3 separate regions of the Mus musculus genome follow, and regions 2 and 3 are each linked to region 1. A link is a loop called in an ENCODE intact Hi-C map of the cell type or tissue named here. Cell type or tissue: left cerebral cortex. All regions are shown on one strand.

The links. Peaks named below come from ENCODE experiments on the same cell type or tissue, not always from the same donor. Only the 100,000 strongest peaks of a DNase experiment are listed, where the experiment ranks them.
Region 2: it touches region 1 in a loop (4-fold over the local background); 3 of 42 quality-filtered maps call a loop at or near these places.
Region 3: a loop joins it to region 1, with 8 times the contacts of the local background. A loop is called at or near these places in 8 of 42 quality-filtered maps.

Annotation. Positions count from the first base shown.
Region 1 is chr17:42,608,841-42,616,840 of GRCm38, forward strand. It overlaps Opn5 (opsin 5), which reads right to left and starts at 2,473. Exons shown (of 7, transcript NM_181753.4): 1 at 2,340-2,473. The coding sequence starts at 2,469. In left cerebral cortex, a CTCF peak has its summit at 4,412 (motif pointing right); a DNase peak (open chromatin) is centred at 4,405.
Region 2 is chr17:42,114,122-42,122,121 of GRCm38, forward strand. No RefSeq gene overlaps it. Among named protein-coding and RNA genes, the nearest start is that of Ptchd4, 200 kb to the right of the region's middle. In left cerebral cortex, no CTCF peak of the experiment used is centred here; no DNase peak of the experiment used is centred here.
Region 3 is chr17:42,779,274-42,787,273 of GRCm38, forward strand. It overlaps a transcript of Cd2ap not described here. Among named protein-coding and RNA genes, the nearest start is that of Adgrf2, 41 kb to the left of the region's middle. In left cerebral cortex, a CTCF peak has its summit at 3,068 (motif pointing left); a DNase peak (open chromatin) is centred at 3,068.

The sequences.
Region 1 (8,000 bases):
AGATGAGCATAATGAGACATCAGATTTATTTTTAAGACTAAGGAAAACAAAATTATGAAGATAGAGACTAGGGGGTGGTCTTTTTTTTTTTTTTTTTTTTTTTTTTTTTTGGATCATCAAAATCCTGTACCTTTTGTGTATAGACGGGCTGAAAAGCCTTCCTCTTAGGCAGTTAGTAAAACAGGTTTTAACATGGAGAGAAGAGAGTGGCAAACGGGCCTCACATTTATTTCTCCTGCATATCAATCTGGGGTTTCTATTCTCATTCTTCAGTTTCCCCGAAGATTCCTAGTATTTAACAAAGATGACCAAGAATGTTGCTTTGTCCACTCGGGCTCCTTAAAAAGGATCTAAACAAGTGACAAGCAGACATGGGTCTAGAAAGAGTATAAGCCCCTCCATTCTCATCCAAACCCACCCTTCCTCACTCACCCCAAATGATTTTTCTGTGACTTCAATTCACCTAGTACTCCCTTAGCTTGGGGACTTCCTTTCCAACACCTAAGTTTTAAGCTCCACTCCAGCACTTAAGTCTGATCTTGACTCCCTTGCACTCAACATGCATGAAATGAGAACTTTTCTCATTTCCCACCAACACTGCTGCACTCTCTTGCTAAAAATCCTTCAAAGTAGGAAGGGAATGGGCTAATCGTTCTCCCACGGTTAGATCGCCTAGAGCCATTGATCTGGTTAAAGACACTATTTTCAAAGCATCCCTTGCAACTGACTGGAACAAATAATTCTAATTTGTGAAATGATTCTTTGTCTGCCTTTCCTGATCACTGAGTTTAGGAAGACATGGTGTGGAGTTTATTCTGAGGCACTCTCGCTTTAAGCGTAGCAAAGAGTGGATACTTCATATATTTGTGTTCAAAAGGCCAAATTTCAATTAAAATGAAAAGTAGTCAAATGCTCACAGTAAATACGAGGATCCTTGAAATTATTTTGCAACAGAGCATATGATTTAATCTCATAAGTTCTTTCTGCCTCAAGCACTGACCATAGAGGGATCTATGGAACATTCTAGTGTGTTTTTTTTTCCAATTTCAGGAATTACATGAAATTCTTCACCAGTCATAAACAGATGAGAGAGGGAGGGGAAGAGAAAAAGGGAGGGAGGGAGAGTGGAAGAAACAAAGAAAGGAGGGAGAGAAAGAAAGGTTGAGAAAGCAGGCTGGAACCAACATCTGAAATATTAAAGACACATAAACCTAAAGATAGAACCCACCTGCACGCAGCTCACCCAAATTTAATATAGCAACTTTAAATTAAAGAAATGTGGTAAATATTTAAAGACAGTGCTACAATTTAGCCCTGGCTGGCCCGGAATTTTATGTAGACCAGTTTGGCCTGGAGTTCATAGAGATCTGCCTGCCTCTGACTCTCAAATGCTAGGGTTAAAAAACATGCCACCACGCCCAGACAAAATGTCATTGGTGCAAAATTGCATTGTGCAATTCAGTAGAAATATAAACCAGAAATGTGAGCTATACATATGTTGCTGGGTTTTTTTTCTGGTAGCCACATTAAGCAGCATAAAAGCACAAAAGAAAATTAGTTTTAATAATTTAATACTTAATCTACTAATCCATAAATTATGTATAAATCTAATCCATAAACTCATAATCCAGAAATTATGAGTTCAATGGACATTTCATATTTCAAAATATCAGTAAGATGTTTGTACATTATTTTCCAAGTACTAAGCCTTCAATAGGAGGCGTGCATTTTCACTACAATCTGCTCATTTGAAAGGTAACAGTTTGTCCACTCAGGAGCCATGGGTGGCTGCCAGTTTGAACAATACAGTCTAACATAAGGCAGATTCAACCCTGTGTGAGTTATACACAAAAACTCTTTTCACCAAAGTGTGGAATTTCATTGATCACCAGAATAATTTTTATCTTCATAGGACTGAGGTGCAACTTATAAAGCAGTGTTCACTGTCACTGTTATATTGGGCCAGAGTTCCCTCATTTATGAGAAAATGAAGCTAAAGTAGATGGTGTCTAAGAGCCATTCTTTTTAAAACAGAAAAATTATCAATTATCACTCTTTTGATAGCCAGAAATCAAACCTAGTAATCAAGTGACCAAATGAAGTAGCTTTGAGATAAAGAATTCACTATGAATGTTCTTTGGATTATTAATAGAATATTTATCCCTAATGAGAGCAACAGTCATTTTTTTATGAAACATTGATTGACTGTCACAATGCCAATTCACCTTCTCCACCTCTGCTAATACCCACGTACTTATCAGAATCATTTGTGCAAAATCAATACAGCCTATGAATTCTCTCAATGCAGCCTCTGACACAGAAGCATTAAGGAAGCTTACCGATTATTGTTAGGTAAAAGCCAGCCACTAAATCCGCTTCCCAGGAAAGTTTGGAAGCAAAAGGGTCCTCGTCTCGAAGATAGTGGGGCAGGCGCTCATCCTGAGGTAGGGCAGTGTGGTTCAAGGCCATGCTGGTCTCACACCCCCCAGGAGTCTGTGAAGCAAATCAGCAGAGATCTCAACAGACGGAATAACAAGTCCGTGAATCCGCTCACAAATGCATCTCTTTCCATAAAACAAAAGGCAAACTCCAGGGTCCCACAGGTGATTGGTACCTAGTGGAGAGATGTTCACCGTTGTTTTGTTTTGTTTTGTTTTTTTCTTAAATGACGTAAATACACCAACACGCAGTTGTTCAATTTGCAGTCTAGACAAGCCTGCATCTTCTCCTCAGGCTGCCTCTGCGGCTTTTCACACCTCCCCCAGTGAATAAAAGGTTGAAAACTAGTTTGTCCTATTGCTCCCTAGCAAACTTTGTAGAGCTCTGACGTAAGAAAACCCACAGTGAGAAATGTGGACACTGCACACTGACTTGCCAGAACACAGCATCCCAAGATAGCCCAAGCTTTCTCCATTCTTAACAGGCATGGTGAGCTAAGGAAAGAAAGAGTGTTCAGGGCACACGGACATGGACACTTCATGAAATGAAGCTAAGAGGTCAGAGATTGACAGGGTTAACCTAAGATTTAAGGCTGTTGATGAGTGGGGAAGGGGAGGGGCACACCAGCTTCCATCCATAGCTAAGGAGCAGTTATCTGCTTCGATAGGAAGGAGAGTCAGTTTTCTTTGGGGATGTGGCCTCTGGTAGGTTAATTATGGTCCAGTAAGTGGTCCTGCAACTTAAACTCAACACAATGGGCAACACAAATTAGACTTAGTGTGTTTAAAAAAAATGAAAAAATTCTCAAAGAATAAATGTTTGTGTGTGTGTGTGTGTTTGTGTCTGTGTCTGTGTGTATGTATGTATATAACTAAGGGCTGGGGGCTGGGAAGATGGCTCAGTGGATAAGAACACTGGCTGCTCTTCCATAGGTCCTGAGTTCAATTCCCAACAACTACATAACCAATCAATCCGTCGTGGGATCCAATGCCTTTGTCTGGTGTGTTTGAAGAGAACAACAGCGTACTCGCGTGCATAAAATAAATAAACAAATCTTTTTTAAAAAATAATTAAGGACTGGAGAGCTGTATCAGTGACTAAGAGAACACAACATGCTTACAGAGGAGCTGAGTTTGCCCCAGAACCCAGACTGGGTGGCTCACAGCCACCTGTATCTACAGCTCCAGGAGGGTCTGGCACCTCTGACTTTAGGCATTGGCACTTACCACACACACACACACATACACACACACCACAGAGAGACACTCACACACATGCATGCACAGATAAATATGCAGACACACATGCATACAGAGACACAGTCACACATGTACACACAGGATATACACACATACATAGGTACACCCATGTACGAATACATATACTCACACACTCACAGAGACATACTCACACATAGATATACACAGATACACACAGAGACACACTCATACATACACAGAAAGACACATACATACATACATACATACTTACATACACACATGCTCACACACACTCAATACACATACTCATACACTTAAAAGTAAAATAAATCTTAGGGAAAAAAATGGGCTATTTAGAAAATAATTGGGCCTTGATTAAAGTATACAAGGCTAGCCATGGGAAGGTTTAGAGTTTCTTAAAGCAGAGAACAGCTTATTTCAGCCACATTCCTTCAACGCCAGGATAAAATCCTAAGCAATGAGAAACTCTTAAAGCACGCAGAATTCTGTGCTATTTCTTTTGAGTTTTGATTTTGAAAGGTTTACAAAACGAACCACAACAACAACAAAACCTTTAAGTGACACTCTGCAGAAACCCAAGTCCCGTGCTGCCTCTCCCTAGTAAGGGAGGAGCCTGTGCTTCTGGGAAGTGACACACATTGCTGAGAACATGACATCCAGTGAGGCAGTAGCTACTTCTTGGTATTAAAGGAGAAATACTTTGAACCAGCTCATTTCAAACTGAACCAGTAGATGGCACTGTTCAGCCCTCTGAGACATTGGAAGTAAAAGGAATCAACTCTCCAGAGTTGTGTTAGCCTCACACAAGGAGACAGGCAATCAGTAGGTGTCACAGAGGTGCTTTCAGTTTCTATAAAAGGACAGATTTAACCCCTTTCTGGCAGACAGTTTACAGCCCGCGCAAGGCTTTTCAGTGAGAAATGGCATTTGGCAGAAGTTACTTACAGTTTGAGGACACTCTGCAATGAATATCCATTCCCATTCTTCCCAATTAGTTACAGAAAGCTAGCTGTATAGGAACCTGGCTGCCAAGCCCACTCCATCTCAAGCCCTGCCCATCCAGAGGATTTCTTTTAACGGTCAAGCTCCTGATTCCCCCTTATTCTGGTCAAGTCTGTCATCACAAGGTCCCCAAGCACTCTGGCTGTCTGGCCTCTTAGATGCAGAAACATGAGATGAAGCTGAGGCAGGTTTGGCACTCCCGCATCAGATCTTAAAAATTCTGATCTACGGCAATTTCTGAAAAGTCACATCTTACAGGTCCCCCGTGTTCATTAGCAACGAGATAGTGAATTTCTTTTCCTTTTTTTCGGTTTTACCGTATGTGTGACTGGCATGTTTGCAGCATGGGGACACATGTGTGGGGTGTACATATGGAGGCCAGAGGTTGATGTTGGTGATCGTCCTCAGTGTTTTTCTCCAGGTAATGACTTCTGATCAATACCCAAGCTTTCATAGATCACAAGTCTTGACAGCCAGCTCCCACTGGTGTTCCTGTCTCCTCACACTTGCACGGTAATTTATGTGGTGCTGGGGGCATCTTGTGGAAGAATTGGGGATAGAATTGAGTGAACCAGAGAGGTCACTGACACCACAAGAAGACCTACAGAGTCGACTAACCTGGACCCATGGGGGCTCACAGAGACTGAACCAGCAACGAAAGAGCATGGAGGGGCTGGACCTAGACCCCCTACACATTCGTATGTGCTGCTTGGTCTTTGTAATTTACATGCAGTAGTTCTTCAGCTTGGGCAAATACAATTGAGGGAAAAGACCATTTCCTCCCCCAGACTTTGGACAGATCAGTAATGTGAAATCTCATCTGCTTCTGATGCCATGCCCTTGACTCACCCTCCTGGACTGTAACCCTCTGAAACTGTAAACCCAATTAAATGCTTTCTTTTATAAATAGTAGTAGTAGTAGTAGTAGTAGTAGTAGTAGTAGTAGTAGTTACTTAAGTTTTGAGACATCTCATCCTCAACACAGTAAATTTGCAAATTGTAGACATTGAGGCAAGAAGCCCTGTCTAATTTTTACACACAGGAATACTTATTTTCTAAAACTTGCAATTCCTTTGATTTTTCATATTAGCATATGCCTTTAAGCAATGAAATATACCCCATTGCTCCCACCATTTAGTTACTGATTCTTTGACAATAAATAAAACAACCTACGGCTTTTTCATAACACTTCACTATTTTAAAAAAGCCAAAATCATCTCCTATCCCTAATGATGCCTAGAAGTTTTAAATAACTCTTAGATTCCTACAAATAATATGGCAATATAAATATATCTTCTAGCCTCTATGGATCTTTATTTGAAATCAAGGGATAACTTGAGGCATAACTAGACAAGTTCTCTCATGTCTAAACACAGGGGTCTTATAAAATGGTTTGGTGGCAGATATGGGCAAGTGTATTTTATAAGGTCACACTCCCAAGAGAAAACATACACGCACAAGTTAGTACATAGGGGAAGAGTCTAATTTGCCGGTTTTACTAATACACAAATTATCTTCAAAAATATAAAAATATTACACAAGATTTTTTTCTTCTGGCTCCCTAAATTTCTTGTAGTTTAAAATAGGAAATAACAAAAATCTAGGTAGTGTGGGCAGCAAACTTCCTGCCCAGATGCCTTTGGCCTTGTCTGCTCTCACCCCCATGAACTTTTGGCTGTGTGTGTATGTGAGAGAGAGAAAGAGAATGTATGTGTGTGACAGAGAGAGAAAGAATGAATGTGTGAGAGAGAAATGATGGAGAGAGAAAGAATGTGTATGACAGAAAGAATGAGTGAGTGTGAAAGAGAGAAACAGATAGAGAATGTGTGTGTGTGTGTGTGTGTGTGTGTGTGTGTGTGTGTGTGAGCGAGAGAGAGAGACCTGAGAACATGAGATTCAATACATCAGTACCTTAGAAAATTCGTGTAAGGACTCTGTGTAACTAATGACAGAAATCTCCCAATGGGAAAATAGCCAAGGCAGAGCTTACATCCGTCACTGCATGCATGGGTAAGGGAACTGTAAGTAATGCTATGAAAGAAGATGGACATCTAAATAAAGAAGCCTGGGAATGAGAGAGAGTATGACAAAGAAAGACAAACAGCAAAACCTGAAAACGTCAAGTGTGGGGTAGAATTCAGGAGTCACATTGCTGGTTTGCACAAGTCTTTACCAAATGAGGCCTACCTTTTTTATTATCTTAAAGGAGCACTTTAAAAAAAAAATGAAGTTCATCATTACATAAACTCCAAAGATTCGAGCCCAGCCTAGCAGGTCAAGAAACAAATGCCTTTCCCTTCCCCCAACCCAAGAGAATCAATCAGTGGGTCATAATTGCACAGGAATCAGCTTATTAAAGACCAGAGAGAGATGTGCAGGTCAGCCCTGACCCCTTTACTCTAATCTGTCTCCTCTCCACTCCAGCTTCAAGCTATGTTTTCTCCCACTGCACCAGCCCGGTGGTATCTATACCTTCCCTATAAAAAACTGAGCTGAGGAAATTTGTTGTGATGGTATGGTAACACTATTACTGCTACTTAGGGGCAGAGAAGACTAAGTACCAATAAATATTTTAAGTAGAAGAAAACCATAGGGAAATGCCGGGTCCAGCATGGCTTCCTAAGGGGAGGTGTGACACAGTTCCTGCCCCTGGAGCATCGGCAGCTCATTGATCCCCATGATCCTCGTGTCTGCTGATGACTGCTGTTGCCCAGAAGCCAATCTGCTCTCTTTACTGCTCTACTTTCAATCTTTCTTTCTGGGGAATAGACTTCCCCCCATTACTCGGAGCTAACCTTGCCATAATCAATGACAGATGCAGTTTTCAGGAATAGGGAATGGAGGTGGCAATGAGGCTATGGAGGATGGGGAACGGGTCCTCTGGATGGCCTTTAAGGCCATGGGAAAGGATCTAGACAACATAACCATAAGGGTCATAAAAGCCTACATGGTCCATTGTAAACATAGTTCATTGCCAGACTTGGCCTTGAGTCTGGAATCATGAGGAGATACAAGAGCTGTGCCCAGCTACCCATGTGTAAAACTATTAAGAAATGTGCTTTTGCTTTGTGTTTAGTTTCTTCCCTAAGGAAACGGGTTTTAGGACTGTTGATCCGGGAGTCATAGAAACTATGTAAATTAAAAATTTTTGATGATTATTAGCAGTGATCAAAGCCTTGATGGTATAGCTCTAGTAAGTAAAAGACTGGGTTCAGGCTCTCTCTCGTCATTAAGCTATACCCTCCAGTCCCATAACTGCTGCATTAATTAGCCAGGATGAACTTGGGGGACATCAAAGACAAAGAGTTAAAGTGGTCT
Region 2 (8,000 bases), 490 kb before region 1:
AGAAAATACCACAAGATAGAGAGAACTCTCATAAAATTACACTAGTGTGGCTAATATGAAAACAGCCATCTCCCCCCCCAAAAAAATCAATCTATAGATTCAAAGAATTGCCTATAAAAATTCCAATGCAATTCTTTACAGACAAAATCTAGATATGTATGTGAAAGCCCAAAAGACAGCAGATATATGAGTCTATACTAATATATAATATATATTCATATATCTAATAAAAATGCTACTGGAGATATGTATTGCTATTCCTGATTTCAAGTTAAACTACAGAATCAATAATAAAAAGAATAGACACAGAGATCAATGGAATAGAATTAAAAATTCAGGTATAAGCCCACACACATACAGCAAACAGAATTTTTAGGAAGATGCAAAATTTAAAACATTAGGGTAGAGACAGCATCTTTAACAAATGTTGGGGAAATTTGTTATCTATGTGTAAAAGAATGAATCTTAATTCTGCTTGCCACTCTGTAAACAAGTCAATTCTAAATACAACAGAGAACTCAGCATTAATTCTGAAATTCTGAAACTTCTGGAAGAAAAAACAGGGTGCACACTTCAGGTTATAGGTTCAAGTAAGGGATTCCTTAATCAGAGCCAGGGTTTCCTAGGATTGGTGCCGACAATGAAGAAGTGGGATTTCATTCAATTAAAAAACTTCTAGAAATGTAAATGAGGAAAATACCTAATAAAAAATTGGAAAAAAAGGAATACAAAAAAAACAAAAACAAAAACAAAACAAAACAAAACAAAAAAAAACCAAAACAAAACCAAACAAAACCTAAAAACTTCTATCCTGCAAAGGAAACTGTTAATCAATGGAGAAGCATCCCATAGAAACGATCTTTTCCAGCTGTTAATCTGGCAGGATTGGTGTCTATAACATAAAAAACACTCAAAAAGTAAAACACCAAGAAAACAAACAACCCGGTTAAAAGCAGGATATAGACCTTAACAGAGAATTATCATAAGAAATGCAAATAGCCAAGAAATATTTTTCAAAGTCTTCACCACCCTTAAAAGGACCACCAGAGGAACGCAAATTAAGACTACTTTGAGCAGCTTCATAGTCACATACAGCACTTGGGAGGAGAAGCAGACAAAGCTCTGAGTTTGTGGGCATCCTGGTCTGCAGAGTGAGTTCCAATATAGCCATGGCTACATGGAGTAACCCTGTGTTGACAAACCATTAAAAAAATGAGAAAAGAAAAGCAAAAGGAAAAATACAACAAATGCTGGCAAAGATGTGTAGAACATGGATCATCTTACAGTATTGATGGGAGTGCAAATTGGTGCCGCCATTATAGAAAACAGTCCCCAAGAATCAAGAATCCAGCACGCAGAGACTAAAAGTTAAAAGTGATCACAGCATTTGCCTCAGCTTGGCTGGTACTGTGTCCAACAGCTCTGCTGGGTTTATTTTTTTGCCATTTCCAGTGGATATGGCTGTTCCAGAGGCACATATGTGAGACTGTAAATCCAGCCAATAATTCATGGCTGTGGGGCTCATGGGACATAGGGGTGAACATGCTGCTGTTATTCTTCTAAAGGGACAGAGTAAAAACTGTCCTTTAAAGTCATATCTCTATACTCACTTGTTACTGAAGCTATAATTTTTTATCAGAGAAACTCTGTGGGCAGTGTTTAACATAAAAACACACAATCAGTTGAACTGCAAAAACTATATTTCAGCCACAAATAGGTCATCTATACCACTGCCTGACCAACTGATCACTCCATAGCTCAGAGACCATTGCAGAAAACATGTAAGAATTACAGATTGTGGGAGAGTTATGTAAAACATTGTCTTCTGGAGATGATATTACTACTGTACACATGAAGTTACAACAGCTGAGGCTGGTTGCAAAAACTTTAACAAGATCAGGTTATTCAAATTCTGGCATGGAGGCTGTAGATATCTCACAAATCCTTTTTTTGCTGGAAAATGATTGACAGTTGATGACTTCTGGTAAAGGAGGAGTTGCTTGTTTGTAAAGGTCGGTCCATGAGAGGTGAACTAAGCTTTAGCAGATGGCCCTATACATGTGAGTGCATACAAGTATAAAGAGACTCCATGAGTTACATTTAAAAAAAAATTGAGGACACAAATTTGGGGGGCTTTAAGGATGTGGGGAAATAGATATAAGAGGAGTTCCATAAAGCAGTAAGAGGTGAAAATGATCAAATACATTTATAAAATTTCCAATGAGTTAATACATTCTTTTTATTCCAGCTTTGATGAGCCCCACAACTAACAGAGAAACTATTGGCATTTGATAGCTGCCAGAAGACACATCTGCAAATTGCCAATGGAAATTATTAATATTATTTGAACTTGAAAATAAGAGATGAGAAAGAAGCAGGCAAAGTGAAAGACAATATTACTGGATGAATCACATGGGCAGCAGCAGAAAGCACCAGAGACTCGATTTATTGAACATTTACTTTGTACTACATGCATTACTTTGTTCTGTATTATCATTACATCTGCATAGTATGTGTACCCCCCCCTCTTTCTCTCCCCCCCCCGTGTGTGTGTATGTGTGTGTGATCACACATATAAAGATCAGAGTACAGTATTTAGGAGTTGATTCCCTTTCCAACTAGATATCCAGGAAATTGAGCTTAGCTCATCAAGCTTGCCAGCACATGCCTTTCTCTACTGAGCCGTCTTACCTGAGCCCTATGCCACCTTTAAAATATCAAGTTATCATAAAACATTCAGAATTATGATGTTGCGGCTGACAATTTGACGTGTAAATGTTCAGTAATTCCTTTGAGGTTAATATCAAGGTTAACATCTGGATTATAGCCTATTAGCTCCTGCTCAAAATGTGTGTTTAGGAAGATAGAATACTGAATGAGGTTCAGTCTGGAGCTGAAGCTTGGATTAAGGTTTCATAGGAGACTAGCATAACAAAACGCTAAATCTAGGGTCTACTTCTCTGAACATGTAAAGGCTCTACTTTTACCTTGACAATTTGTCTGTAGCAATGGTATATTCAAAGAGGGGGTGAGTTCTGCTCCAATATTTTCACTCCATGGTTGCAAACTTCCACCAGTGTTGTAATGAGGAAAAGGAGAAGGAGTCTCTGAAATGATATAAATCTAATATTGAACTCTCCTACTCTTGATGTAATTTATTTCTGTACAATCAGCTATGTGATAATTCAAGAATTTGAAGCAAATATTTTGTATTTTTCATAACTTTGAGAATGGCTAATTTGCAAACAGTTTCACTGACCTCTTATCTATTTATGCAAAACCTTGAAATATCAGCTCTTCTTGCCTTTTCATTCTCAACATGGCACTTCAACCTACCTGACCTTTTTCTTAACCTGAACAACTCATATCAGAGGCAGACTCCTTCACTGTACTGAATATTACTACAGTAAATTTCCAGAAATTACATACTTCAAGAGATCCAATTGTTGTGAGAATTTTTAAAACCTACCTATACATAGAAGTTGCAGAATGTCACCATTGGTGCAAAATACAGATCTCACATCAAAGTGTAGAAAAAATACTGTTTTCTTATTATGTATCAGTGATCATGATCTAGCAACATGAATTCAGGTTGCCCTGTATGACACGTTCCCATGGAGAAGTAATGACATGAACATGGGTGGGTCCAGACCAACAGAAAATTGTAAATCAAAGAAGTTTTCAAATTCATTAGAGAAAAAAATCAAGCAAGTTTAAAATATCTGCTATAAGTTTTAGATAATATCTAATGACCTTCTGAGCTTTGGGATTGATAGAAGAGTATGGTCTCCCTAGAACACATTCTGTATACTTTACCTGATAATCAAAGGGATGTTAGATCAGATATAGGTTAGAGAATAAGTGGCTGCTTTCCCATACCCCATTGGCCAAACAAACCATACAGCCTAGGTCAAAGCTAGCCATACAAGGATCACATTCAGTTTTTCCATAGGCAGAAAGCACACAGGGGTGAGGGTGGGGGTAATAGGCAGAATGTACATGTACAGAAAGCAAGAAACTGACAGTAATCATCTTAAACAAAAAATCCCAAAGTCTTGATACCAACCTTTAATACATAAAAAGAATCACTAATGAGTAATAATATTATTTACCCATACTTATACTACTATATTGTTGCAAGTATGCAAATTAATTGAGCAGAAAACATTTTAACTGAAATGAAATTCCCAACTGAAACAAAATGGATAGATATAGTAAAGACTTTTACCAGATAAAGATCTGTCAAAAGTAATTCTAGTTTGATCAAAGGATGCAGAAATGTAGATTAACTAGAAAAAAACTGCATGAAAATGCTAGGATTCTGTGACATGAGAAGCAAACACTCTGTATAGCTTTTGAGTCTCCAACTTGACTGCTAAAATTCACTGTGTAAAGCTAAGAAGAATGCTAAAGTCTTCTTGGTCATACATAGACAATAGGCTACAACCTAAATATAGTATCATTATTGTTGAAGAGTGTACCACATGAAAGAGGAACACTCCTCCACTGCTGGTGGGATTGCAAGCTTGTACAATCACTCTGGAAGTCAGTCTGGAGGTTCCTCAGAAAATTAGACATAATAGTACCAGAAGATCCAGCAATACCTCTCCTGGGCATATACCCAGAAGAAATTCCAACTGGTAATAAGAACACATACTCCACTATGTTCATAGCAGTCTTATTTATAATAGCCAGAAGCTGGAAAGAACCCAGATGTCCCTCTGGGTACATCTGGAATGGATACAGAAAATGTGGTACATTTACACAATGGAGTACTACTCAGCTATTAAAAAGAATGGATTTATGAAATTCTTGGACAAATGGATGTGTCTGGAGGATAGCATCCTTGGTGAGGTAACCAAATCACAAAAGAAGTCATTAGATATGTATTCACTGATAAGTGGATATTAGCCCAGAAACATAGAACACCCAAGATACAATTTGCAAGACACAAGAAAATCAAGAAGAGGGAAGACCAATGGGTGGATACTTCATTCCTCCTTAGAAAAGGGAACAAAATACCCATGAAAGGAGTTACAGAGACAGAGTTTGGAGCTAAGATGAAAGGATGGACTATCCACAGACTACCCCACCTGGGAATCCATCCCATAATCAGCCAACAAACCCAGACACTATTGCATATGCCAGAAAGATTTTGCTGAAGGGACCCTGTTATAGCTGTCTCATATGAGGCTATGCCAGTGCCTGGCAAATACAGAAGTGGATGCTCACAGTCATCTATAAGATGGAACACAGGGCCCACAATGGAGAAGCTAGAGAAAGCACCCAAGGAGCTGAAGGGGTCTGCAACCCTATAGGTGGAACAACCATATGAACTAACCAGTACCCCCAGAGCTCGTTTCTCTAGCTGCATATGTAGCAGAAGATGGCCTAGTTGGCCATCACTGGGAAGAGAGGCCCCTCGGTATTGCAAATGTTATATGGCCCAGTACAGGGGAATGTCAGGGCCAAGAAGCAGGAGTAGGTGGGTAGGGGAGCAAGGCAGAGGGAGGGTATAGGGAACCTTCAGGATAGCATTTGAAATGTATATAAAGAAAATATCTAATTTAAAAATCAAAAAACAAAAAGAAAGAAAAGAAAAGTATACCACAAAATTTTACGTCTTGTAATATCAAATTTCATTTGTGAATGTTACTGGGAAGTCAAGCCATAGGTATATAATTATAATTAGACAAGGCTGCGAAGAGATGGTTTCTATACTGGCATCAGTAGCTTTATGAATAGAGAACTAGAAAGATGAGTCCTTGCTATGTCTTGTCATGAGATGTCTCCTCTTAGGTTGTGATTTATCCCAAGCCCTCACCAGATGAGGAACAGATATCATGTCAAAACTATGTCACTAGATTTTCCAGCTTCTAATGCAACAACACAAATAATTTTCTATACATTATGAATAATCTAATTTTTGTCATTTTGTTTTAGCAATATAAAATGTAATAGTTTTAGCAACCACACCCCAAAAAATATTTCTTAAAATCTCACACAAATACACAGGCAGATTAATTCTGTGCTACAGCAAGGACTTTAAACTGCATAATGGAATCAGACATATCCCTCAGCGTCAATTTCTCCCTCTAGTCAAATTGAAATAGAAAGTAAGTATTATGATGGTGCTCTGCACAGAAGAAAACAGAACCTTTTCCCAGCTTTACCCAAGCTTAGCAAAAGCCACAGCATTAATTTTGCAGTGGGTAGAGAATACCAAATTCAGCTACCTTATATCCTTTGTTAAAACTAATTTATGACCTTGAAATTCTATCTTCTAGAGGCTGTGCCCTTACAGGAATATCAGGTGCACGTAAGGCTTTAGAAAATAAAATCCCCTCATAGAAAAACTGCCAGTCTCACAAGCTGCTGGAAGTTTACTCTAGGCCATGGCTGGGTGGTTCTGGAAAATACTGACTGTGTATTTTACATGCTGAAGCACTTGTTTTATAAATCATAGAAAGCTTTTCTACAATGCTATAGGATGCAGAAGTGTGTTGCCTGAAGTCCAACATACAACACAAAGAAGAGCTTCAGAAAATGAAAGTAATGGGTATTTGTCACCTAACAGTCATCACATTGAACAAAATCCACAGGATTTTAGGCTTATATCTCTAAAGTTCTACGTTAATAATTGTACTTAAATGCTTTAACCTCTGTTCTAGTCCACCACATACCAGAGGTAGTGGAAAGGAAAGCTTAATGGAGCAAAGGTAGGTGTGGACCTGTTTAGAAATAGTTCTTTCTGGCCAAACCAATCTGCTTTGTCAGGATGTGAGCAGTTCAGTTCACACAAATTAGCTCTAGTAGTTTGATCCCCTAGCAAACACAATTCATGAGTCAGCAGTGGCAGTTTGATCCAGAAGCAATCTTGAGACTCCTGCCAATTGGCCTGTGTCCAGGGAGTTGGCAAGAAGTCATCAGAGCACCACCAGAAGTTCTTTAGTGTGTTTCTCTCTACCAATTCATGACAAAGAATGATCATCCATGAGTGTCAACGTGAATCAATACCATACAGCATCATCAGCAAAGACCGTGATCAGCAAACCCAATGAAGACCAGCAAAGAATGTCAGTGTAAACCAATGCCACACTGTCATCCACAGTCTGATGGGCAATTTTTATACCCTTTCCAAACATCATGTGTTCTCTCCAGCATCCCCTCTAGCAAGTCGTCACGTGCCTCTTTTCCAGGCAGCTTCCAGAGAAACACTACATGTATGTTCTCAGAAAAACATCCTCCCATGTGTCTGCTTAAGCAAAAATATCCTATCATAAGACAGTTTCAAGAAAAACATCACATGACACAACTGAATTTCCAAAGAAACCAAAAATGTCCTCTTCATAAGACAATAAGAGTCACATATGTTCTATGCTACCTGCTTCAATAACATGAGAAGCATCTTATTGTGCTTCAGGAGGATTCTTAACATTTTACGATGTTTGAATTGAGCATACATGGATTATATTTTGAGTTTCTGTTCTTGATCTTAGCCAACAGGTCGAGAAGTGATGTTTTGAGCTTCTGATCTTGGGAAAATACAAGCATATCAAAGTAAAATCGAGGCTTACAATTCTGATACTCTGTTCCTTGGGTGCACTACCAGCTCTGATGGTAGAAAAAGCTGTTTGTGGGCAAGTGTCAGTCTTCAAACAGCCCATGGCAAGCAACCAAATTGACAAATATAATGTTAAATGTTTTAGTACTCAGATTTGGGAGCCGTATATTACAATATCATCTCGCAACAAACATTGACAGATGTAAATGATGGATAGAGAGCCATTAGGAAAAGAGAACCAGAAAATTGAATTGAGAGAAGGAATAAAAACAGAAAGCCTCAGTCTATGTTATATAACAAAAATGAATAAATACATGCATAATTATCCAAATGTTAGTTCTTTAAAATAATATAAATAAAATAAAAGTAATAAAATTTTAAGACACTGAGGCTAGGGAATTAATATAACAACTATAACGATTGAAGTGGAGGAAAT
Region 3 (8,000 bases), 170 kb after region 1:
CTTGATCTTACAAACTAAGAATAAGCATCTTTGGCAGACAGACATTTTTGCTACTCACCCTCACTCTTTTTTCTAGCTGGGATGGAGATATAGTATGTTTTCTTTAAAAAACAAAATCAAAAACCACACATTAAGAATGTCTGACTCTGAATATAGACAGGGTATAGTTCTTGACTCATTCCCTAATATGTTACACAAAGACGATCTCCTAACATAACACTATGAGAAAAACTCATACTATCATAGATTTTTAGTTGCATCCAGATAAATACAAGATTTGGTATTTATGGCCTTACATGGCCATTTAAAAATCAATACATCTATTAGATTGCTGGGCAGTGAGGGCACACAACTCTAATCCCAGTACTTGGGAGGCAGAGGCAGGCAGATTTCTGAGTTCCAGGCCAATCAAGGTTTCACAGAGACTCATCTCAAAATAAATAAATAAATAAATAAATAAATAAATAAATAAGATTAGATTAGATTAGATTAGATTAGATTAGATTAGATTAGATTAGTTCACATACTATTGATTGGGTATGTTGTTTCCAAAATCCAGGTGTCGTAATGTGATACCATTGAGATGTGATGGGAGGCCTGTAAGAAGTGGATAGGCAGTGCTCTTTCCTGAGACGGTTAAGGCTCTTAGAAACAAGACTGTATAGGGGCTGAGGATATGGCTCAAGGGTTTAGAGTGCATGCTATTTTTGCAGAGGAACTGGGTACCCAAGCTGGGGCTCATAACCATCTGTAGTCCCATCACTGTGGGATCTGATGCCCTCTTTTGGCTACCATGAGCTATGTATTCATATTCACATACACATGGAGGGAGATGTACAGACACATAAATAAACATAAAATTTTATTTTAAAAGAAAGAGAGAGAGATTGTCTGCAGCACTTGGCAGTTTGCTCTTCCCTGCTCCTTCTCTTCAGAAACCTTAATCTTTGACTTCTAGTCTCACATGGGAGAAATAAATTCTTGATCTTCACTAATTATCCAGTTGCCCAGAACAGTATTCTGTTCCAGCAGCATAAAGGAGACTGTAGCCTGGCATATCTTAAGTCCTTGATAAGCATTAGCCATCACTGCTACTGCTTAACTGTTAGCATTACTCCTGGGCTTCTTCCACTACTATGTTCTTCTAGGATGGCTTGGAGCATACATGCCTCGAAGAAGAGAAGGAGAACAGAAAGAAAATGGAAAGAGTTTGAGGGATTTCTACTTTGTGCAAACAAAACAAAACAAAACAAAACAAACAAACAAAAACCCAAAAGGAAAGAAAAGTTCCATCCAGGACAATACATCCACGTGAGGAGGATGTTGTCTGGTTACTATCGTGTCCCCTGGTTTTAGTTTCCCTGCCCTGCCTCCCTATGGACATGAATTGAGTGTTCTCTACAATACAAAGTTATCATTCATACTAGAGTGAACTCATTGCCCAGGAACCCTAAGGTCAACCTACTCATGACCTGTGAAGACTGAGATAAGTCTTAAGAGAATGTGTGAGGCTGAGTAGCTCATTGGGTAGAATGTTTGCCTAGCATGCATGGAGCCTGGGATTCAATTCTCAGTACTAGATAAACCAAACATGGAAGGCCCACACTTATAATCCCAGAACTTGGGACATGGAGGCAGGAGTACCAGAAGTCCAAGGTCATCCTTGGTTACATTGTGAGTTTCAGGCAAGCCTGGGCTATGTGAGATCCTATCTCAAAAAATCAAGAGGAAGAGGGAGAGGGGGAGGGGGAGGGGAAAGGGAGGGGGAGGGGGAGGGGGCAGAGGGGGGAAGGGGAGGGAATGTGACATGTGGTTATATCTATAAATCCTGATACTTGAGAGGCTGAGCTAAGAGAATCACATTTGAAACCAGCCTGGGCAACATAGAGAGATGTTGTCTGGGGTAAGGGGCATATAATTGGCCCAAGTTATTTGCATGATCATCGGTGGAATGAAAATGCACTAGAAATGTGTGCAGTGATCTAAAACAAATGCACGTTGTTTTATTCCATTTTTCTGTTTCTTGCTTCCCTCCATAGCAACACTGTCGATTATCTTGGCAAGAGTAAAGAAGCAATCCCATTTACATCTGAACAATATTCTCTGGGCTGTGACCAAATACTTAACAAAAGTAATTTAAGAAAGGAAGGGCTTCTTCGGGCTCCTGGTGGGTGGGTACAGGCCATCAGGTCCACGTAAATCACTTCCTGCCCCTACCTCCCAAGTGTTAAGTCCTCTTGGAAAGAAAAGTTATTTCCTACTTAGAAGTATATCAGCAAATAAATGTGCTTCTTCTTGCACTGTCTTGGTACCAGAGTGCCTTAGGGCTGCCCTCCCTAGGGACTATAGTATGTTCTGTGGATTCCTGTAGGCTCCCAGGGGAAGACAGGAGCAGAGAAACAGAAGATAGCCTATCCAGAAACTCATCAAGATATAGCATGCTGCACTGTGAGGTTGGTACGTAAGGAACTGTAGAAGGGATGCATTTCTCTCTTGGCTATTGTAGAAGTGCATTGCAGGACAAAGAGAGGTAGAACTCAGAATGGCAGAGGAGAGGATAGAGAGTGGCAAAGATGGAAGAAGGACTGTGAGTCTCTGCAGAAGCCCAGGCGGAGTCGAAGGTACACCGTCTATGTGCAACTGGATTGATAGGACAGCCATACATACAGCTTTGTGGCTGCCTTAGGATCTGAGTGTTTTCCCAAACCTTTGCCTGCCCTTGCATTCCACTCCAGGGTAGTACAAGAAAAATAGCTTTAAGTGGTAGCAGAAAACTTTCTTAGTATCTCTCAATGGTAAGAGAAACCACCCAATTTAGGTGACTTACAGAGTGCTTTCTGATCCTGAGAGCCAGTTTTCAAAGCCAAACTGGTCTGATTCAAAAGCCCTCAACCCCATTCCTCGGGCAGTGGCAGTTTTGCTTGGGGGGGGGGGGTGATAATCCATGGGAATAAAAAGGCATTGTCCAGGTTCTGGGTAAACTCCATAGATGGAGCCCTTTATGACTTTATGCACAAGTACTGGTTTCAAGAGGCCACACCAAAATCATTGAGCCTTGACTGCCACCTAGCGTTCACTTTTAGACACTGAGCAGGACCAGCCATGGCAGCCATTTGAAACTAGAAAGATGTGCAGTACAAGATAAGGAATGTCCCCTAAGGAAGAATTGTAGGAGCCAGAGGGGTCAAAGACACCACAAGAAAACCCACAGAATCAACAAACCTGGGTTCACAGGAACTCACAAAGACAGAACTACCAACCAGGCCCTCCATACATACGTTACAGTTGTGTACTTGGTCTTCTTATGGAACTCCTAACAGTGGGAGTCTCGGTCTCTCTTGCCTGCTTTTGGGAACCCTTTCCTCCGACTAGGTTACCTGGTCCAGCTTTAATACGAGTGGAGGTGTCTAGTCTTACTTCAACTTGATATGCCGTGGCATGGTTGGTGGATATCCATTGAAGCCAGCCCTTTTCTGAAGAGAAACAGAGGAGTAGGTAGGAGGGGAGCATTGAGGGGAAACTGCAGTCGGGATGTAAAATAAATAAAATAAAATAAAATAAGGAAAGAAAAATAAAAGAAGGAAGGAAGGAAGGAAGGAAGGAAGGAAGGAAGGAAGGAAGTTCCCTAATACTCGATGTGTGCCCATGCCATGCAGAGTTATCAGAATAGATTATGAGGTCATGGCAAATCATCCTGATTAAATTATGTAAGTTCTCTGACCACCAGAAACATCTAATGCTCAGAGTTCATAAATCGTCATAACAAGCAAACACAGAAGTGGAAGAAATCTGGACTCCCCCTTATGTCTCCCTTCCTATTATTATCCACACAGGAAGGTCAATAACACATCTGACTAGGAGCACAGGCTTCAAAGCCAGCTCAGGAGGGCTCAGAGTTACTGTAGTTCCATTTATTATTAGCTGTGTGGGCTTGGCTACCTCCTTACTCATGGTGCTGCAAACTTTCCAATTCATTCTTTCTTTCTTTTTTCTTTTTTTTTTTCCTTTTTTTTTTTTTTTTTTTTTTTTTTTTGGTTTTCCGAGACAGGGTTTCTCTGTACAGCCCTGGCTGTCCTGGAACTCACTTTGTAGACCAGGCTGGCCTTGAACTCAGAACTCCGCCTGCCTCTGCCTCCCAAGTGCTGGGATTAAAGGTGCGCACCACCACACCCGGCTAAACTTTCCAATTCTTAAGGGGTCAGCTGTATCTTGGTGCTACATACTTGCCAAGTTCCCCTCCATGGATATAAGAGGTATTGATGAATGCTTTTGTAGAACAACTCAATTTTGTTATCCAGCTGCACATTAATATACACATCTATGAGGATGCTCCAAACTGATGGCCCGTTGTGGAATGGTGTCAGTTTTCTGCTGAATAGCACAGGAGTGAGAGGCAGAGGGCTACAAATTCAGTTTCTCCCAAACACCCTCCCGTAAGGCTCTTGCGGTTAATTTAATGAGACCTAGATCACCTGGGAGATAGACCACTGGACATGCCTAGTTAATAAGTTAATTAACTGAGATGGGAAGACCAACCAACCCCTTGAGAGATATAACAATCTCTAGGCTGGGATCTTGGACTGCATAAAAACTAGCCATGGCTGTTTTACAGCAAAATATAATGGTGCAATGGTGGCACTCAAATGGCATGATCAACCTCTCTGTAACTGGATGGGAGCCTCACTCAATAAGGAGTCGTGCCTGATATTGAAAACCTACCCAGCTTCCTGGGTCAAGCGAGGTCATAATCAGTTAGAAAAGAATCTACTGAGGGTGGAGAGATGCCTCAAATCTCTCAGTTTCTATTCCAAGCACCTACTCACGTGGCAGCTCTCAACTGTCTCTAACTCCAATTCCAGGCAAATCCAACACCCTCATGCAAGCAAAATACAGTTGTGGTAATTTTTAAACCTCAATCAGTGGTTTCTATCCCCGCTTTAAGTCATTCAGTCCCCAGATTAAAAAAAACATAAAATATTTATATTTATAATAAGCCTTTAAAGCACTAGAGTTGGGCAGATATCTACCCTCTAAGCTATTAGCTATTCTTCTTCCCTATCAATAACCCCACGTTATAACTTGCCATATTCCATCTGGGCTGCTCTTAACTGCAACTGGTCAGCCCTCATGGCCATGTTTTCATGACTCACCTACCCCATGGTGTTTTCTCCTCTCTCTTCTCCCTCCTATGGCCTCCTTAGGCCCCAGCCTAGGAATCAAAACCCCAGCTACCTCTCTTCTACACAGCTATTGGCTGCCAGCATCTTTTTTCAACCAATAGTTTTTAATTAAGGCACAAGGTCACGGAGCATTATTTTGTGTACATGTGGATTCTCTCTCAGGGCAACCAGGGTCAGTATTCAGCATTGTAATACATAGCATCAGACACACCTTCAACAAAAACAACAATGCACATAAAAAATTAAAAGGAGTAATCAAAAAAATTAAAAGATTCTACTACCCACTACTATGCTAGACCACCATACTACTACATTCTAAATCTTATTTTTCTGCCCACGGGTAAGAGTAGCTACCATCCCTCCTCCAAGAAGCTTCTTTTTAGCAAATAGCATAGCAGAAAACCACAGCTGGATACAATGCAGAGATGAAGAGTTCATGGCAGCCCAGCTCCAACAGAACATCTACATCCCAGATCCTGCATCTATGGATCAGAGAACATCGTGGAAGAGAGCTTGGGAAGACTGTAAGAGTCAGAACACTAGGACGTCTGTGGAAGTCTGTCGTGAAACAGTCTCTCCTAGAAATGGCGACAAAAACAATGGTGGTATCAATGGGCATGTTGATGTGGGAGGGGGAAATTTCTCCAGAATTTTTCCCCCTAGACGAAGAACTACAGACAACTAAAAGCTTCTGGGAGAAGAGTCTCTCTCTCCCAGGGATGAGCCCCTTTATCTGTTGTCCATGCTGAGTGGTCAGCCCTGAAACTAGATAGAAACAAAAAGGGCTTCAGCAAGCTCCATATATATTTGTGCATACACATACATTCATACATCCTATGGTGGTTTAAATGAGAAGCCCTCATAGGATCATATATGTGATTGCTTAGTCCCTAGTGGACAGAACTGTTTTGGGTAGGATTGGGAGCTATGGCCTCTTGGAGATGTGTCACGAGGGGTAGACTCCGAGGCTTCAAAAACCCCATGCTGGTGGCCCAGTCTCTCTCCCTTCTCTCTCTGTCTCCAACTTTTGGATCAGGATATAAGCTCTCAGCTACTGCTTCGGCACCATGCCTGCCTATGTGCCACCATGTTCGCTGCCATAATGGTCAAGAGCTAACCTTCTGAAATTGTAAGCAAACAGCCCATTAAATGTTTCCTTTTATAAGTTGCTCTGGCAATGGTTATCTCTTCGCTGAAATAGAAAAATAGCTAAGATAGCATCCATACATCCTTTCTGGCTCTCAGACTTCAATTTAATAGGGCTTAGAATCAGTGGGGTTTCTTTCCATCTGCCGTTTGCCTGCTAGATGACACTGGATTTGGGACAAAGATGATTAATTGGATGATCCTTTGAAATAAGACACTCAGGCTGGAGAGATGGCTCAGTGGTTAAGAGCACTGACTGCTCTTCCAAAGGTCCTGAGTTCAAATCCCAGCAACCACATGGTGTCTCTGTAATGGGATCTGATGCCCTCTTCTGGTGTGTCTGAAGACAGCTACAGAGTACTTAAATATAGTAATATAATAAATATAATAATAAATAAATCTTTTTTAAAAAAAAGAAAAGAAAAAGACACTCATCTGCTACAAAGACTGGGGAGGCTTCTCCTGAGTCTAAGTCAAGTGTACTCAAATTCTCCCAACTTGCAAAGCTTCTGGGATATGTGTTCAGTATCTGCTGTGGTTCTTTTCATTCAGGAGGAAATGCTTTCAAATTTGCTTATTACACTTTGTGTGTATGTGTGTGGGCACAAGTATACTATGTGCCTTAGTCAGAGTTTCTATTCCTGCACAAACATCATGACCAAGAAGCAAGTTGGGGAGGAAAGGGTTTATTCAGCTTACACATTCGCATTGTTGTTCGTCACCAAAGGAAGTCAGGACTGGAACTCAAGCAGGTCAGGAAGCAGGAGCTGATGCAGAGGCCATGGAGGGATGTTTCTTACTGACTTGCTTCCCCTGGCTTGCTCATACAGAACCCAAGACTACCAGCCCAGGGATGGCACCGCCCACAATGGGCTGGGTCCTCACCGCTTAATCGATAGCTGAGAAAATGCCTTATAGCTGGGTTTCATGGAGGCCTTTCCTCAACTGAGGCTCCTTTCTCTGTGATAACTTCAGCTTGGGTCAAATTGACACATAAAACCACCCAGTACACTATGCATATAGAAGTAAAAGAACAACTGGCAGTAGACCGTTCTCTTTTTCATTGTGTTGTTCCCAGAGATTACACTGAAGTGATCAGGTGTGGCTGCAAGTACCTTTGCCTATTGGGCCAGTGAGATGGCACCCACTTTTCTCTATATAATAGGAAGGATTTTTACTGGGTTTTTTTTTCCCCTAAAGTGTTTGGTTTTGTATGTTCACATGCAGGTGTATGGGTAAGCACACATGTAGAAGCAAGAGGCTGACATCAGGTGTGGGTGTCTTCCTCAATTTCTTCTCCACTGTTTTTGAGGCAGAGTCTCTCACTGACCCTGAAGTGCACTACTTTGGCTAGACTGGATGCCCACCAAGGCAAAGGATCCTCTCAGCCTCGCTGGTGCTGGATCACAGGTGTGCATTGCTGCAAACCCAGGCCCTCATGCTTGCCCAGAGGGCACTTTATCACCGAGCCATCTCCTCAAACCCTCTTTGTTTTATTTGAGGGATTTCTTATTAAGCAGCTTGTTTTTGAAGCTTGAATCCCAAATAACACAGTGGGGGAGAAACAGTTTATAGTTTAACAACATCAATTCGTACAGCATACACAAAGGCCCTTAAAATTACACATGAATGCATTACCAATGAGCACAGAATTGGAAACAGTGCTGTTAGGTT